3 separate regions of the Mus musculus genome follow, and all the other regions are linked to region 1. The links are chromatin loops, found by intact Hi-C in ENCODE. Cell type or tissue: left cerebral cortex. All regions are shown on one strand. Each heading gives the region's core, and the rest is flanking DNA. Links, peaks and the distances in the headings are about the cores only.

Evidence for each region. Hi-C counts contacts between places; a loop is a spot of excess contacts. Peaks named below come from ENCODE experiments on the same cell type or tissue, not always from the same donor. Only the 100,000 strongest peaks of a DNase experiment are listed, where the experiment ranks them.
Region 2: a loop joins it to region 1, with 3 times the contacts of the local background. A loop is called at or near these places in 8 of 42 quality-filtered maps.
Region 3: a loop joins it to region 1, with 2.4 times the contacts of the local background. A loop is called at or near these places in 4 of 42 quality-filtered maps.

What each region holds. Positions count from the first base shown.
Region 1 is chr12:111,085,427-111,090,426 of GRCm38, forward strand. The region is part of intron 3 of Rcor1 (REST corepressor 1); the gene reads left to right. Among named protein-coding and RNA genes, the nearest start is that of Rcor1, 49 kb to the left of the region's middle. In left cerebral cortex, for the core only: a CTCF peak has its summit at 3,058 (motif pointing right); DNase peaks (open chromatin) are centred at 2,538, 3,049, 3,448 and 3,805; H3K27ac peaks cover 1,200 bases.
Region 2 is chr12:111,159,098-111,165,330 of GRCm38, forward strand. 4930595D18Rik (RIKEN cDNA 4930595D18 gene) reads right to left here. Exons shown (of 4, transcript NR_130987.1): 3 at 2,662-2,762; 4 at 753-1,282. Among named protein-coding and RNA genes, the nearest start is that of Traf3, 4.2 kb to the right of the region's middle. In left cerebral cortex, for the core only: CTCF peaks have their summits at 3,313 and 6,217 (motif pointing right); DNase peaks (open chromatin) are centred at 1,828, 2,605, 3,328, 3,508 and 4 more places; H3K4me3 peaks cover 1,646 bases; H3K27ac peaks cover 3,462 bases.
Region 3 is chr12:111,269,361-111,275,593 of GRCm38, forward strand. Amn (amnionless) reads left to right here and starts at 1,736. Exons shown (of 12, transcript NM_033603.3): 1 at 1,736-1,804; 2 at 2,337-2,455; 3 at 2,538-2,582; 4 at 4,783-4,870; 5 at 4,999-5,216; 6 at 5,351-5,488; 7 at 5,594-5,702; 8 at 5,797-5,879; 9 at 5,985-6,132; 10 at 6,212-6,233. The coding sequence starts at 1,762. It overlaps Gm51960 (a long non-coding RNA gene), which reads right to left and starts at 4,376. Exons shown (of 3, transcript XR_003950150.1): 1 at 3,418-4,376; 2 at 2,460-2,665; 3 at 1-1,855. In left cerebral cortex, for the core only: a CTCF peak has its summit at 3,253 (motif pointing right); DNase peaks (open chromatin) are centred at 3,243, 3,577, 4,893 and 5,341; H3K4me3 peaks cover 1,334 bases.

The DNA.
Region 1 (5,000 bases), core at 1-5,000:
GTATATGTATATATGTGTGTGTGTATATGTATATATATATATTTTTTTTTAAGGCTAAATAGAATCCATAGGTTAAGGAGCAAATAAGTCATTTCTATTTTAAAGGGGGAAACGGTTGTGAGGGCAAGTTTTAGGTACACAGCTACATTAAGCAGAAAGCAGAGAATAGCCATGTACACCCAAGAGAGCTTGCCTTGCTATGAAGACCTTGCACCTGCAGAGTTGGTGCATCTGTGTAGGGCATCACCACCTTCAGAGCGTGTGGGATGCAGAGCCCACTGCTTTGCTCTGACATCTCCAAGTGTGGCTTTAGTCTGCTAGGAAGCTGCCCTGTGGGTGATGGAATGTACCTACTCCTGGTCCCTAATACGTGCTGTATGAAGAGCTGGGCTAAAATGGAGTGCCTGAAGCTGTCTTCCATGCTGGGCTGCTTTTGCCTGTCAGTGTGTCCCCCCAATCCACCCTCTACATTTGCTTCTCGGCTGCCTCGATAGAATTTGCTTGTCCTTCCTGTCAACAGAGGGGAGTTGCTTTAAGTTTTTACAACAAACATTACTACAGAAACATTCTTTGACCTATTTTTGTGTCTCATCTGCTCAGCTAAAAGTCAGTGCCAAATAATTTTCTAAAGTGGTGAGACTAGTTTACTGTTGCTACCAGAAGAGGATAGAGGGATTTGCTCATGATCCTCTGCGTTACCGCTGGATTTGGATTACGTACTGTAGACAGCCTAGCGGGTGTAACATCCGTTGCTCTTACCCAGGAGTTTTGCTGCTTTTCTTAGGTGTGATAATGACTCTCTGTTTACACTTAAAAAAAAATGCATATGTAAGGATGAAATTAACTGGGATGTACTTTAAATTTGTCAACTATAATGCAATAACTAGCCAGATTGGATTGTGGACAGAGAATAAAGCACTGTTGAAGAATTTAATATACTTTTTTATGATTACATAAAGGACATCTCAGTGTTTAAGAGATTAGACCATAATATGTAAAAAGTTACTGTCAAATGGGTTTGGGGGAAGTACATTACTTACAGACAAGTTTATTTTCATTATTAAAAGTCATTGATAATCCTTCAGCCTACCATATGGATGTTTTTGTTTGGGGAGATTTTGGGGCTCACACATCCTGTGTGTGCATTCTGTGGATACCGTCACATTAGCTCTAAACCAAGTTCCATCCTCAAATACTTATGGGTTTTGTGGGTTTTGTTGTTAATTGTTGTTTTCTAGTCTCCTTCCTATAAATAGCACTTGAGTAGGTTAAAGCATGCTGAAACCCTCACAGGGAAGGACTTCTTTCTTTCTGCAGAGCAGGCTGCCTATATAAGTAATTTAAGACGATTGTAATTAATTGTTTGAGTTACTTCTCTTTTCAACTGTAAGGAGAATTCCACAAGGGCCCAAATAGCTACAGGGAGTAGCACTAGCCATAAAGTAGATCTAAGAAGTCTGTTGGAGGATGGATTCTGATACATACAATAGATAATTTACTATAGACTATCCTGCTGCAGCCTGTGCTGCAAGCTGTTGAAGAGCCTGTTTCTCCAGCAGTGTCCACAGTGTCTGTGCTGAATGAAGAGTAGCTTCACACAAGGTTGCAGCATTGAAAGTGGTAGGATTTGTAAGTCCCCTTGGCCCCCTTCAACATATTCTTAACTTTGTCCCCCATGCCCAGAAGGATCAGGCATAGAGAGGAAGTGACTTGGGTGAAGCAGGTCAGCTTCCTGTAGTATACAGCTTGCTTCACTGCTAGGCCTACAAATACAGGGTTAGACAGGTAAACCACTCAAGGCACTGGGATTCAGAGATGGAAACAGCTTTCCGATTGCCACTATCCTGCCTGCCTAAGACCTAGTTGAAGGTGGCCTTGAAATGAGTCATTTGTAAGGCAGTCTCTAGTCATTAAAAGGAAGTTTGGGGCATGAATGAAATAAATATATCAGGAGCCTGGCAGTGGTGGTACACACCTTTAATCCCAATACTCTGAAAAGCCTGGTCTATAGAGCTCAGTTTCTGGTCAGCCAAAGCTACACAGAGAAACCCTGTCTCGAAAAGCCAACAAACAAAAATACAAATATACGTTAGGCACTGAAGGTGTTGCCTAGAGGCAGAAAATTGATTTAACATAGGAAAGGCCTAGATTTGTTTCTCAGGACTGAGAAAAGAAACATAAAAGGGATTGTGTTCAGTAGGAGAGCACTTGCCTGTCATGGATGGAAGGAACTTCAGGTGTGATTTCTAGCACTGCAAAAAAGAAATGTTGTGACAGAGTTGATTTGATAATTGTTTACACGTGTGTATCTTAAATGTTTTCCTAATACTCTATGAAGGACTGACGAAGAGTCTCATCCTTGTTCTGTAGTCGAGCAAAGGAGTTCAGCTAGCAGTTTCTCAGGAGAAGCCAAGGCTGCTTTCTTTCCATTCTGCTCAAGAATAGAGAGATGACGCACTGTCTTAGTCTATGCCGCCCTCTACCCCACCCTCCCTATTAAAGCCAGGCAGATCTTGAGTCTTTGAATTATTTCGTGCACAGCCAAGTACACACAGTTAATAAGGTTGCTGTGAGTGTTCAGCTCCCTGCTTAGGGACAGGTCTGGAAGAGTTGAAGGGATGTGTGTGTGTCTGACTATTTTGAGACAGGGTCTCACCATGTAGCTCTGGCTGGTCCGGAATTCACAGTGACGTCCAAACTGGCCGCATAGAGACTCACCTGCCTCCTGAGGGCTGAGGGTAAAGGTGTGCCTGGTCTGCTCACTCTTACACTGATATGCAAATGTGAGTTCTGGAAAAGAGGACAGAATTATCCAGTTACAGAGAAGTACACTTAAGACCTGAAGAGAACTTAGCCTCCTGCGCTGTGCGCTGGGATGGAGCAGTCATCTCTTGTCTCTCCATGGTGGTCTTCACTGGTGGCTGGGGAATGGGCACGCACGCAGTGGGAATAGTAACAAACAGCATAGTTATCTTGTTTCTGACTTGCCTTCTCTTGTTCCTTCAAGATAGTCAGGGTTCAGATGTTGGCTGTAGTAATGTCTTTGTCCACCAGGTGGCAGAACTGTTGTACGTAAATGTTCCTTTTGCTTCTATGTGAGTCTTAGGGATAACTTCTTTCATAATAATAAAAGGAAATGCCATGGTCTTTTTTTTTTTATCATACTCCATTGTTCTGGGGATTGAACCCAGAACCTTGTGCACACCAGGCATAACGCTCTACTGAGCAGCATCTCCAATCTTGTTATTACATTCTTTAGAAATGTTTGGCAGTCTCAATTTTAAGCCATGACAGAAATTACTGTAGTGTTTCCTTTGCAGTACCTAGTGCCACTGCAAACCGTTATAGTCTTTTTCTAAGCTCCATTAAGACCATAAGCTTTGTCCTCAGCCTGCCTTATGGTCTGAGCCTCCTACTCTGTAACCGACTCAGGATGACAGTTTCTGAATCTGCAGTGTCTGGGGGAGGGAAGGGTGAATTGGTTACCATAGCAGCTTTCATCTGTTCTTTCTTTTGCAATTGAATTTGAAACTCTTGCTACTCTAAGGACTTTGTTTCATTGGGTTAAAAATATTAACATAGAAACAAAGCGCAAGCCAAGGCATATTTTGTTACTTGCCTTTGGCCTCTATCACATTCCTTTGATCATGCTGTATTTTACTCTGTTCAAGCTACACCAAATAGTGAGTGAGTACTGCAACCCTAAAAAGCCATGGATTAATACAGTCTCTGTTTTATGATCACAGTGGTGCAGATCTGTCACCATCAGAGTTAATATCAGGTGGTTCTCCAGGCCTGTTTGGATATAATTGTCAAGTAAACAGCCCTGCACTGCGCCATGGTGGTGATGTCAGCGCAGACGGAGTCTGCCCAGTGCTGAGTCTGAGGCTTCTGACCTGCAGGCGGGTGTCAGTGGGAGTAGTCAGTCAGCGACAGGCCTCTCCTCTCCCAAGCGTGGGCAGGATGCCCTGGGGACAGAGCCACTGTGCTGCTGCTTAAGCTGTGTGACCTCTGTGGACCTCCTGCCTTGGTCCCCAAGAGGTTCTGCACAGGACCCCTCAGCCCCTTACAGAGACAGACACGGACTCTCCCCTGGAGAGATCCTCAGGGGACTTGTGTTTCTCCTGAGCCATTTCATTTCCTTTAAGCTCCTGTAAGCTTTTGTTCTTATGAGAGCAGAGTTGATTTTCTTAGGCGGAAAGTTTATTTTCATGGAAGGGCTTTTAACCATGAGGGAGTTTTTAGCTAATGCATATCTCCCATTTCATCGCTTGTACCAAATGCTGTCCTGTGCAAAGTAGGGTGGGGGGTAGGTGTCCACCTCTCTCAGAAAATCAGAGAAGTGAGGACCAGGTAGTGTAGCAGAGAGGCCTACCAAAATTAGTATTTGTGTAACTAACTCCGAAGAACATTTCAAGAAAAGCAAGAAGAGTGGATGCCCGTGGCTGATGTTCCCAGTTAGGCGACCGAGCTCTGCTGGGGACAGTGGACACTCAGTGTTCAAAACAAATTACAGTTGGGGTCTCTGGGTTTAAGACGAGCCTGGCCTACATACATAGCAAGTTCTAGGACATCCAGGGCTACGTAGAGAGACACTGTCACAAACAAATAGATGAAAAAGGAAAGGAAAGGAAAGGAAAGGAAAGGAAAGGAAAGGAAAGGAAAGGCAAGGCAAGGCAAGGCTAGGTTGGTGGACATGAGAGCGGAGCAACTCTGTCTTCATGGTAGCTGGCATTGGCTGGTTTGGGAAACTTGGCTGCTCTCTAGGCACACTACCTTGAACAACTGCACTTTAGTTTTAATTATTTAAATTTTGGGTGTGTATATTCACACTGTTGCAGGTGTAGAGGTCAGAGGGAAGCTTGCTGCATTGACCCTCTCCTTGTTCCAGGGTTCATGTGTGTGTGAGGACTGGCAATGAGTGCTTCTTTTTACCTCAAAGCCACCTTGCCAGACCACATTTTAATTTTTTAAAGCCCAGTCCTTTGGGTCACAGTCTT
Region 2 (6,233 bases), core at 1,234-6,233, 75 kb after region 1:
GTCCTGGGATTAGAAACGTGTGCCACCACTAACTGGCCCAGGTGTGAGCTTTTAAACTATATGATTTCATAGACCTCATTCCCATGACAGTTGGGTTTTATGTACAGTCTGGTGGCCTGCAGGCTTCTTCATTAGGACCCACAGTGAGAGCTGCATCTCTGGATGCTTAAACATACCCATGTATATCATGCTGAAGCAAAGCTGGAGGTTCTTCCTGGAGTTCACCCTCCTCCTCCTCCTCCCCCTCCTCCTCCTCCCCCTCCTCCTCCCCCCCCCCTCCTCCTCCTCCTCCCCCTCCTCCCCCTCCTCCTCCTCCTCCTCCTCCTTCTCTTCCTCCTCCTCCTCTTCCTCTTCTTCCTTCTCCTCCTCCTCCTTCTCCTCCTCCTCCCCCTCCTTCTCCTCCTCCTCCTCTTCCTCCTCCTCCTTCTCTTCCTCCTCCTCCTCCCCCTCCTCCTCCTCCTCCTCCCCCTCCTCCTTCTCCTCCCCCTCCTCCTCCCCCTCTTCCTCCTCCTCCTCCTCCTCCCCCCCTCCTCCTCCTCCTCCCCCTATTTCTTCTCTTTCTCCTCCTCCTTCTAAAGATGCTGGTCACACCCACTTAACTGATGGCCTTTGGACAGTTTGGAAAACATCGTGTGGATGGTGAGGGGCTGGGACATTTGGGACGCCTTCCTGTGGCTGAGCTGAGGCCTGTGGGGCAGAAGTTCTTCAGAAGGTGCTCTTGAGTGAACAGATGACACAGATCAGTCAGCTTAGCAGGGCAAAGGGTGAGAAAGCTCATGCCACACCCCAGGGCTGCCTCTGACATTTCAAGGCAGCTGTAATTTTTGTTTACATCAACCGATCCTGCTGGCCTTGAGTTACCACCATCCTTCCCACCTAGGGAAGCCAGGCTGGTCCCTTCTGAAGTAACAGGGCACTGTTTAGATTCTAAGTGTCCCCAGTGCAGGCCTGTGGCATGGTGGCTGCAGGGTCCTTACCAGAGAGGGCTTCCCCTCACAGCTCCCAAGGGGCAGGGTGGGGCTCACCGGCATATTTCCGCTGTGCAAGAGGGGAAACCCGGGCCCCGGAGATCAAGTGCCTTCCTAAGATCTCACAGTTACTCATGAGCTAACTTCTGCTTTCTCAGTCCTGCTCTAGAATTCTTCTGTTCCATTCTTAATTTGCTTCTCTGTCACTGCATTAGAGCCCAGACGGAAACCACGTGGGAGAGGAGACGGCTTATTTAGCTTCCACGTTCCCATCACAGCTGAGGGACATCAGGACGGGAGCTCAAGGTGGGAACCTAGAAGCAGGAGTGAAGCAGAGACTGTGGAAGAATACTGCTGACTTACTGGCTTGTCCAGCAACCCTTAGGGGGCTGTATCCCCCCCTCCCCATGTCATCAGGAGTCAAGAAAATACCTCAGAGCCATGCTCACAGGCCAGTCTGATGGAGGCAATTCCTCAACTGAGACTGCCTTTGCCCAGGTGTGTCTAAGCTGTGTCCAGTTGACAAAAATCCTCTCTCTCTCTCTCTCTCTCTCTCTCTCTCTCTCCTGGCAGGGTTTCTTTGTGTAGTTCTGGCTGTCCTAGAACTCCATCTGTAGACCAGGCTGGCTTGGAACTCGGAAATCAGCCTGCCTCTACCTTCTGAGGATTAAAGGCGTGTGTTATTTTTATAAAACCACTGGCTATGTCTGCCTTTTAAAGAAAACACTTCACTGAAATGTTCTGGGAGGCTTTAGCTAGAGAAACCTGGTCTTTGCAAAGACCTGTAATCCCAGCACTCAAGTTGAAGGATCAGGAGAGCAAGGTCAGATTCAGCTTGGTAGGGGCAGCCAGGAAAGGTACTTGTGGATGTCAGAGACCCACCAAGCCAAATGTTGTAATCCCATCCCAGCACCCCTTGGCACGATGGGAGGCAGGAGGAAGAAGCACGTGGACACTGGCATATGCCATACTCTCCTGGAGTATACCAGGCAAAGGCAGCATCATACGAACCTTCCTCAACAAGGTCCAAAGCAAGAGCCGATTCTCGAAAGCTGTCCTATGACCTCCACGTGTGTGCTATAACACATGCCACATGCCGAAGGCATGAAGCCACTGAGTCAGAGGTGCAACCTGGGGGAAAGGTTCTGAGATGCCAGCCAGCCTGGGTCCTGCCGGATGGTCGGGGCGGGGGGTGGGGGGAGGGCTCGCAGCCAAGCTGACCACTGTGGCCACTGAAGGTGAAGGCCACCCAGCCGAGGGCCGTGGCGGGATTGTTTGGCTCATGGGCCCTGTGTTCAGGACTCTCAGATCCCGAGCTATGGGTTCTTTCTCCTATAGCTCTGAGGTAGACTCCTTTTTTAAGCTGGCACAGAGGTCTCCATGGCACTTGGAGTCTAAACTAAAAACACAACATGCATATCTGGCATGCACAAAACCTTGGGTTTGATCTCAGCACCCAAACCAAAACAGAACAGAAGACATCACACAACGTAGGTAGGCGAGGTCTGCCATCAGGTATCTACTGTGGGTTTCAGACGCCCACCAGGTCAGCTATCAAAGAACAGCTTCATCCCCTCTCCCCTGGCTTATAGGAAGGGCCTAAGGGCTTCCAGTGTAGAGATGAGTTCTAGATGCACAGTCCTGTCAAGAAGAATTTGCCTCCTTCCTGAAGGCTCTAGATGCTGGGCCATACCTGTGTCTGTCTGCAGCTCCTCTGCCCCGCAGTTTCCAGAGCTGACTTCTTGTGACATAGTTAGATAATGTGTCATTGTTGTTCCAGTTTGCTGTGTGTATCTATCGAACGGAGGAAAAGAGTGTAAGTTGATTTTAATGGACTACAAGCTGTTATTTAATCTTGGCAGTGGATACCGGCAGGGCATCCCATACCAGAGGGAAATCAAAGGCCGGTCCATAACCTGCAGGGCCTGGCATCCTTGGCTCCTCCTCTCCTCTCCTCTCCCCTGGAGTTGCCCCCACTCCTGGCTGTAGTCACACTGGCCTCCCTGAGTGCTCACTGACCTCAAGGCCTTTGCTTTTCATGCCGCAGTCCACATGGTACCTTGCCCCTTTTCCTTCCGGTCCATATTCTGCCTCCTAATCTGCCTTTCCCCTGACCCTTGCTCAGGCTTCCTCTCCCTTGCCTTCCCTCGGTCCCTCAGTTTCCCTTGCTATAGATCAACCTGTGGTTGATTTATTTCCGTTTCTACCCACTAGATGGTAAGCTCAACGGAACGGGAACATCCTTGGCTTTGTGCTAGCAGGACTGAAGGGATGCCAAGCCGCTCACTGCTTGCTCCCTCGGCAAGCAGGTCTGGGCAGACGTTTGGAAGAGGAGGTGGGCGAGGGTTCTTCCCTCTGCATCCATGTGGCGTTCAAGCTTTAAAGATGAGGGAGCATGCCATTTCCCAGTGTTTTCAGGAAGATAGGATGTCGCATTGCCTAGGATTAGAATGATTCTTACTATTTCTAGACACTCCCCCCCACCCCCACCCCCGGGATGGAGTAGCTCCACCCACCTTGCTTCCTTGGCTGCTGCTGTGTGGGAGGAGCTCTGCCGTCTACTGGACTATTCCAGCAGCCATTGGCTTTTGTTTGCTAAGGGTTCGGGAAAATCAAAGGAACCAGCCTGTGGGTCGGGGAGGGGACTAACCAGCATCGAGGGAAAGATGGCCTCTGGGATCAGACCGAAGGCATAGATAGATCAATCCGTGTTGCCCTTTGTCTCCTGGGGTTTGCTGTGTGGGGCTTGCAAATAATGCCCCTGCTTCCCGTGACATTCACTGAAGAGCCCTTTTTCTTGGAAGAGCTGTGGAGTGGGATGTATCTTCAGGAAACGTTAAAGATAGGGGCTGAGTCAAAACTACCAGGTGGAGAAAGACCACGTCAGGACTCTCTTTCCCTTGTACAATTTCAGGCAAGTGTTTGAGAAAGCACAGATGGTATGTGCATGTGTGCACATGTGCACACAAGAATCCTGGGATGAATCCCTTAAAATGAGAACACTTTTGTTTCCTGATTGGCCTACAGAGATGAGAAAAAAAAAAAAAAAAAAAAAGGAAAGGAACTGTGTATGTGGCCCATTTCCAACCTCCTATGTCCCCCATTCCCCACTGCCCTCCATCTCCTCAGCATGATATAGACCTGGGAATGTGCTCTGTCACCCTTAGGCCTCTCTGTGTCTCCTGTGTGAACTGTCCTGACCTGTAGCCCACTTCTTTGATAGTGTGACTCTTCTGTGCAGGAGTCCACTGAGGGACAGGACTGGGCAGGAACGGGACGCAGTGTCACCTCAAAGCTGGGACCCTTCTACCATCATCAGCATCTTTTAGTCAAAAGATGTTGTATTGGACTTGTGGCCACGAATCTCCAGTAAGTTTAGACATCATGATCAGCATTTAAAAAATAAAAATAAAAATAGATAAAAATAAAATTGGGAGCTGAGCTGGCTTAGTGGTGAAGGCACTCGATTCCGATCCTTTTGACTTGAATTTGATTGCCAGGTCTTACATGGTAGAAGAAAAGGATAGACTCTTGTGAATTGTTCTTTAACTTCCACAAGTGTGCCCCACCTCAAATAAAAATAACTAAAAGTATAATAAAAATAAGTAATAGAAGCTACATAGTGAGCGTGAGGCCAGCCTTGGTTACAGAAGACAGAGAGAGAGAGAGAGAGAGAGAGAGAGAGAGAGAGAACTCCAGAGAGACCCAAGCTTGCTAGGGAGCAGTGGAATTTGCCTGTAATCCTAGCATTTGGGAAGGTGAGAATTTCAAGTTTGAGGCTCTCTTGGTCTACATAGTGGAACCCTGTATTAAAATTAATAGCTAGATAGGGCCAGCAAGCTGGCTCAGTAGGTGTGGATGCTTGCTGTGAAGCCGGGCAATCTGAGTTTGATCCCAGTGACCCACAAGGCAGAGGGAGGTAACTGACTTTTGTCCTCTGACCGCCACACTTAATCATGATGTGTGTTCCCATATGCACAGTGTACACACACACACACACACACACACACACACACACTGGATACATAAGTAACTAAAATCATTTAAACATTAACAAGTAGACCAGAATAATCAGAGCACATTACATGTTTGGGATTAAGTATTGATGAATATGTGGGTGTGTATCACATATTCAACAGGTTTGAAAGCTACTTGCTGAGAAGTCTTACTGAAACTATAATTTTGCTGTGTGTCTCTCCTTTGCTAGTATTTAATGTTTTAGTGAGCGAAATGTCAGCTCACTTCAGCACACATCTGCCCTGCAGGGGCAGGTGGCTTCTGCTCCTGGAGCTGTCATTTGAGGCACTGGGAGGGGCCTGATGACACCTGTTCACAGGCCTGAAGCCCCCGACACCATGCGACGAATACTTTTCCTCTTAGCACAACAGATGGGAGCGGCTTTCTGGACAGTTGCATTTCGGTGAGTCATCACGAGACCTGCATGCATCCTAAAATGCAGCAAACTGAGCATGAGAGGCCACATAAATTCCTGAGAGAAATTTCTTTGTCCAGAAACAGTGTCGGCGTGTTGTTCAGCGTTGCCATAGGGAACAGCCAGCTTTGCTTTTGAAATGCCCAGAGCAGAGCCCTCTGATTGGTTCTCCGTACTGCTCATCACTTCTGCCCAGCAACTGGCGCTGCGGTGGCCAGAAACCCGCCCCCAAAGCCCTGGCTCTGATGGGGCAAACTTCTTTATGCTGCCCTCTGTGTTTCCCCAAAACAGGGGGTCTGGAGCTGCTAAATGGGAGAAGAAGGGCTCGGGGTGGGGGAGCAGCAGCTGGTCTCACCCGTAGAGAGCTCCACGCGGCTGGACTCTACCCACTCATTCTGAAGAAGGCTTACTAGTGCTTTGGCAGAGAATAAAAGGAGCCACGCAGCCATAGGAAGCCCCACGCACAGGTCTTTGTACCTTCTGCCTGGTGGCTTATTTGAAAAGAGTCCAAATAGTGCAGCCTAGAGAAGGAAGCCTTTCTGGATTTGGGCAGTTTTCCTTGTGCCGTGAAAGGCGTGTGAGAAAGGTGCCCTGGACAGGGCTGGGGTCGAACAGTAGAGGTCTGAGAACACGGTTAAAGAAGGCAGGGGCACTCTGAGCATTCCGGGCCATTAAAGACACCCACGAGGGGAAAGGGGCTAATAGTGAGCTCCAGGGTCCTCATAGATGGGACTGTCGTTCTAGCACTGTTGCCTTGGGGAACCCTGGATCTGACCTGACTCTGAACTCAGAACTGTGGCCTGTGGCCCAGATGAGGGCGCCACTGGCCTAGC
Region 3 (6,233 bases), core at 1,234-6,233, 190 kb after region 1:
CACCCACCTAGCACTTGTGTCCCATGGGTCAAACTGGCTCAACAGTGAAAGCCAGAGCCCAGTCTGTGACAGTGCTTCCTCTTCAGGAATAAAACAACAGACAAGAAGAATGTGACCTCCAAGAGTCTCCTTTGTGCCTGACCTAGCTGGAGGCCAAGAGCAAACTTCCCTCAACACTTAATTCCTGCCTCTGTACAATCCCTCCAACTCTGCCTCCCATCACCCGCACATCCGTCCACCATTCACAAGTGTACCATCACCAGACAGACGTCACAGCATCCATCCATCCGTTACCACAAACTTGACCCCAAGGTGATTCCTCTAACACCCCTACTGTGGCAAAACACCTGGCAAAGGTGGCCTCAGGAAAGAAAAGTGTGTTTGGGCTTACAGTTGGAGGAGACGGCAGGGAGGGCATGAGGCGGCTGGTCATACTGGTATGTCATACACATCGCGCTGTGGTATGGCTCAGGAAGCAGAGAGGAAGACTTTCCACAGTCAGTGCAGGTCTGGCCCGATCAGTGTCTGGAGAGACCTTCACAGCCACAGCCAGAGGTGTGTCTGGGGTGAACCTGCTAAGCTGGCTGTGAAGTCACACCATGCAACCCACCAACCAAACCTCATCTGCCCACAGTTCACCCACACTCCTCCCTGGTATCTTCTTCAGGCATCCATTTTTGCCCCACAGGGACATGTGACTGGGCGGGGCTGGATGACAAGAGACAACTCCCGAGTGACATGTTGACCTCTGGGCTGGGAAGCTTCTTGCCTGGGGTAGCCTCTCATTACCCCGTTTGCCCGATCTCCATCCTCTTTCCGGCCCTGCCAAGGGACCCGCCTCATCTACTGTCTGTTTCCACTCATCCCACATAAAATCTGTTACCTCTCCTCGACCTTCCTGTTACCTCAGCCAACACTCCTTGCAGATGGACCCCACCAGCATCTTCACCCCACTTTCCCAGCATCCTCAGTCTGCCATCCACCAGACATCCCTTCCGGTCCACTCTTCCCCCCCACACACACAACCTAGTCATGTCTACAGCTGCCATCACTCCCACCCAGCCACCACCCACTGTCCCCTACCCACTCATCCACAGCTATCAGTGAGCCACCCTCTACCATTAGCCCAGTCACTCTCCAGCCACTGTCATCCCCATTGCTATCAGGAATTTAACATCCAACACCAGGTGCCACTGTCAATGATGTACTCACAGAAGCCCTCCTCAAGCCACTGCCACCACCGTTTGGTGACTGGCCCACCCGTCATTTCTCTCACTGGTGATTCTCCATTCATCGTGCACCCTGCCTGTCACCTCTAACCTGCCTTCATGGCCAGCCTACCCAGGCACGTCACTCTCTGCCTTAGCTCTCTTTGTTCTCTTCCAGGACCTTCACGCGCCTTTGACATCCCTTCCGGTCTGTTCTGCAACCCACACAATCCCTGCAGAGCACACACCCAGGCTAAGACTTCAGGCCTGGAGAAGATGGGCAAAGATGGCTGAGTTCCAGGGTTCTTGGCCACCTCCACACCGTGTCACCGGGAAAGTCAGGACGACACCCTCTTATTGGGTACCCAGGGTCCTGGGTCCTAAAGGGCAGATGCTAAAGCCGCTGAGAAGATTCCTCCAAGGGCCCTCAGGAGACAGCTGGGCGATCCCAAGGTAAATGTGTAACATCTGGGCGCCCCCTGTCCCTCAGCCCCGCCCGGTCACGTGGGGCCCTCGGAGCGAAGTCCGCATCTGTGAGAGCCTCGGCGGAGAGATGGGTGCTCTGGGCCGGGTCCTGCTGTGGCTGCAGCTCTGTGGTAGGCCCCGTGTCCCCCTGGGTCTGGACCTTGATTGAGGCTGAGGTTTCTCTAGGAAGGGTCGCGATCGCAGGAGAGGTTGGGATATGGAGGTGGCGTTGGCAGCCTGCCTCAATTTCCCGGTCCTCTGGCGTGGGTTGGTAAAGTTTCCAAAGCCCAGGAAGTGGAGAAACCGCAGCCTATTCCCGTGGACCTCCCAGCCCCTGGCGCCTCCTCTGTGCACAATCGGGACAGGGTCGCCAACTCCGGGCTCTGGGACCCCTCTCTGCCCCAGTGAGCTTCCCGCCAGAGCTCTTTCCTAAGGGCCGATTCCCCTCCGACCCCCCCCCCCCCGGGCAGTCAGAGTGCTGTGAATAGAGACGACGTTCCGAGGGAGGAGAAGGGCATGTTTGCGCGGGTTCTGTAGATCAGCTAAGAGTGCGCCTGAGAACGCCGCGGTGGGGCCTGACCGCCTTGCGCTGTGTGCACCTCTGCCGCGCCTCTTTGGAAAGTCGCCTTCCCAGAAGGCGACACTCAGCCTTCCTTTCTTTAGCAATGACTCGGGCCGCCTACAAACTTTGGGTCCCCAATACCTCCTTCGATACTGCCTCCAACTGGAACCAGAACCGGACCCCGTGCGCGGGAGATGCGGTTCAGTTCCCGGCGGACAAGGTACCTTGGTGGGGGGTTGAGGGGATGAACTGGAGGTGGGGAGGTCGGTCAGCCTCGCGCCTAACGCCACCTCTTGCTGCAGATGGTGTCGGTCCTGGTACGAGACAGTCACGCCATCTCGGATATGGTAAGGCTCGGGGCTGTGGCCTCAGCGGGCATGGCTGGCCCTGGGTCGTGCGCCGCCATGGAGCCTCTGGGTAGAGACAATCTCTGGGAAAGGACATCAGAGAGTACGTGGGGTCTCCCAGTCCAGCTCCACTGTCCCCTCCCCCACAGTATCTAAGTGCAGGGTGGGCTCTGGGAAACGTGCCTGCCCTTCCCTTCCTGGAGGCCATGTTAACAAGCTACCAGTGGCCCAGCTAGCCGGAGGGTGAGGAGCAAGAGGTTAAACAGCCCCTGCCTCCCCTCATGCTAAGGCTATGTGCTTTATAAATAAAGGCTGATGGTCCCGAGACCCTAGTTCAGACCCTGTGGTTGGAGCTAAGAATGAACTCTCTCTCTCTCTTCCTTTCTTCCTTAATTCCTTTTCTTTTGGTTTTTCTAGACTGTGTTTCTCTGTGTAGCTCTGGCTGTCCTGAAACTCACTCCGTAGACCAGGCTGGCCTCGAACTCAGAAATCCGCCTGCCTCTGCCTCCCAAGTGCTGGGATTAAAGGCGTGCGCCACCACGCCTGGCTCTTCCTTTTGCTAATTTCCTAACGGGATGACATGGGAGTTCCACCTTCTGTTCCAATTCTCCAAAAAAAGACTAGCATCCTCCAAGCAACTTGTGCACGCAGAACCACTAGAGGCCAGAAGGGGGCGCCAGATCACAGCCGGTTGTGAGCCACCATGTGGACCGGGAGCCTGCATTCTTTGTAAGAGCAGTCTTGAACCTTAACCAGTGGGCCATGGCTCCAGCCATTTATTGTCTGTTCATATCTTGGAAGCTGGGATAGTCTCTGTCTTTGATATCAAGCATACCTGCATGTGTGGATTAGGTTCTGCTTGCTGGCGCTTCCGCTGAAGTCTGCTTTCCCAAGCTCAGGTCTGGAAAGCTCTCCCCATTGTTTCATGTCTCTGCCTCAGCCTCCCTCAGACAGTAATTTGGTACTTGGATGTCCACCCTTCCCCTGGACTCCTCTGCCGTCTTCTGTGGAGCCTGGATGTGGCCACCTGTCACTGAACACCCACAGCTAGACCAGGCCTGGTGTTTATCTACTAGTGCTAGGTCCCTAGTGGGGTAGCTTTCTACAATCTCGTCTTATTTCCTCTTCCGTTCTGTTCGTTTATTGTGATGCTAGGGACAGAACCCAGGGTCTCACAAATGCTAGGTAGGTAGGTGTTCCATCCCCGAGTTCTACCCCAGCCCTGTTCTTTATAAGAATACATTCCATTCACATGGTGTGTGTGTGTGTGTGTGTGTGTGTGTGTGTGTGTGTGTGTGAGAGAGAGAGAGAGAGAGAGAGAGAGAGAGAGCGCCCATCCTGAGGTGCCACTGTGCTTACAATACATCATGTCTGTTCCCACCCGTGGGTGGAGTCCCTTGGCGTGGGTGTACCTGGCCTATGTCATCTCCTCTGTCTAGGGTGAGCCTTTGGACAGGTCTGAAGCTCTAGCAAGGCCAAGTGGGGACAAGAGCCTGGGCTGTGGGTGATGACTGGTACCTGATGGCCCTGTGAGGAGCAGCTCCCGTGGCCCCGTCTCCCTAAGCTCTGGGACAAAGATGGAGGGATGAGGTCCCGAGGCTTGGGGAACCAGGAAATAGTGTCGGATCAGTCTTTCCCTTCCGCACAGCACAGTCCTAGCTCAGAACTGGATTTGAACGGTGAGATGATCCCGTAGTGGAGCCTCGAAACTAGCTAAAATCACTCTTAGATGTCCTTCCTTCTCCTGCGTCCCTCTCTCTGAAACTGAAGCCGCTTCCCCAGTGGCAAATGGATATATTTTAAAGTCTGGCTTCTAAGACCCGGGAGACCTTGTCTTATACTTTCTCCAAGTGATGGGTGCTGGCAATGTCACCTCCCGCCCCAAGTGCTCCATGGATTCCCAGGCTCTCAGCTGTGCCCTGCTCCTTAGCGTCAGATGTGATCCTCCAAGTCGCCTCTACAGCTCAGTTGGGGGTCCTTTCGCCCTGGCTCATGTGCCCGGTGTGCCTTCTCTTTTCTTTCCCTGGTGAGACCTAGCTGGGTTTCCTGTTAGCCTCAGCCACGTTAAGGTTCCCGGGCCCTGACTTCACTTAGCTCCCCACCAAGGTCGCAGCTTGGGTTTTCCCTTGTGCCCTGGAGGTGTTAGTTGGTCGAAGTGCGTGCCCGGACCATGCGCCACCTCACCCTGCGCTTTCCACAGCTCCTGCCTCTGGACGGGGAGTTGGTCCTGGCCTCGGGAGCTGCACTCAGCGCTGCAGGAGGCGACTCGGACCCAGCTTGTAACCCTGGTGAGAAAGATGGGCATGGCTCGGAACCCCGCTCTCGGGGCGTGGTTAGAGGGGCGGGGCTTATAGAATGCGGGGCGCGGGAGCACTAGGCGGAGCAGGTCTCAGTGGGTTGGTGCGCGGTGACACAGGCGCCCCGTTGCTCTTCCGCAATCCCGATCGCTTCTCCTGGCTTGACCCGCACCTCTGGAGCTCCGGGACTCAGGCGCCCGGGCTCTTCTCCGTGGACGCCGAGCGCGTGCCCTGCAGCTACGACGACGTCCTCTTCCCGCGCGATGGATCTTTCCGCGTGGCGCTTGGCCCAGGCCCCAACCCGGTGCACGTTCGCAGCGTCTCGGCAGTGGGCCAGGTGAGCAGGCACGGGAGGGCTGGGGTCCCATCCCCTGTGCGCGTCCCCGCGGCACCCTGCAGCTGCGCGCGTGGGCCCGCGCACTCAGACTCTCTCCTCGCTCTCCTGGCCGCTGGTGATGCCACCACCCGCAGACGTTCTCGCGCGACGAGGACCTGACTGCTTTCCTGGCGTCCCGCGAGGGCCGCCTGCGCTTCCACGGGTCGGGCGCGCTGAGAGTGGGGTCCCAAGCTTGCACCGACGCGTCGGGCTGCGTCTGTGGCAACGCCGAGGTGAGTGAGTCTTGACCGGGCACAGCGCGAGGGCCGGCCCCGGCCACGCTGAGGCGCGTGGCTGCCGCTGCGCTTTCCTGCGTTCACCTCCGTGCCCCCACCCAGATGCTGCCGTGGATCTGCGCGTCTCTGCTGCAGCCCTTGGGCGGCCGCTGTCCCCAGGCCGCCTGCCAGGACCCCCTACTGCCTCAAGGACAATGCTGTGACCTCTGCGGTGAGCGTCCCCCTCCCGCCGCCCTGGAACGCGCTTCCGGTGGGCTTCCCTCTCCTGCTGGGGTCCGTGACGTTAACCTGTCCTCCTGTCCCAGGAGCTATCGTGTCGTTGACCCACGACCCCACATTTGACCTGGAGCGGTACCGAGCGCGGCTGCTGGACCTCTTCCTGAAGCAGGTAAGGAAGCCACACGCCGGGGGCCGGCTGCTGGCAGCTGAGCCCCGACTCTACCGTCCCGCTTGGTCGGATGACAGAGTCCGGACCAACCCCCTCCCTCCGCAGCCCCAGTACCAGGGCCTGCAGGTGGCTGTGTCCAAGGTGCTGCGCGACGCCCACACCGAGATCCAGGTGGTGCTGGTGGAGACCGAGCACGCGACCGGCGCGGCGGGGCAGCTGGGCCACGCGCTCCTCCAGGACGCGGTGGCACAAGGTGAGTCCGCCCCTCCGCGCCCTCCCTCCCCTCACTGACCCCGGGGTTCCCGGGCCCCGCTGAGTCCGTCTCCTTGCAGGCAGCGTGCTCGGTATCGTGTC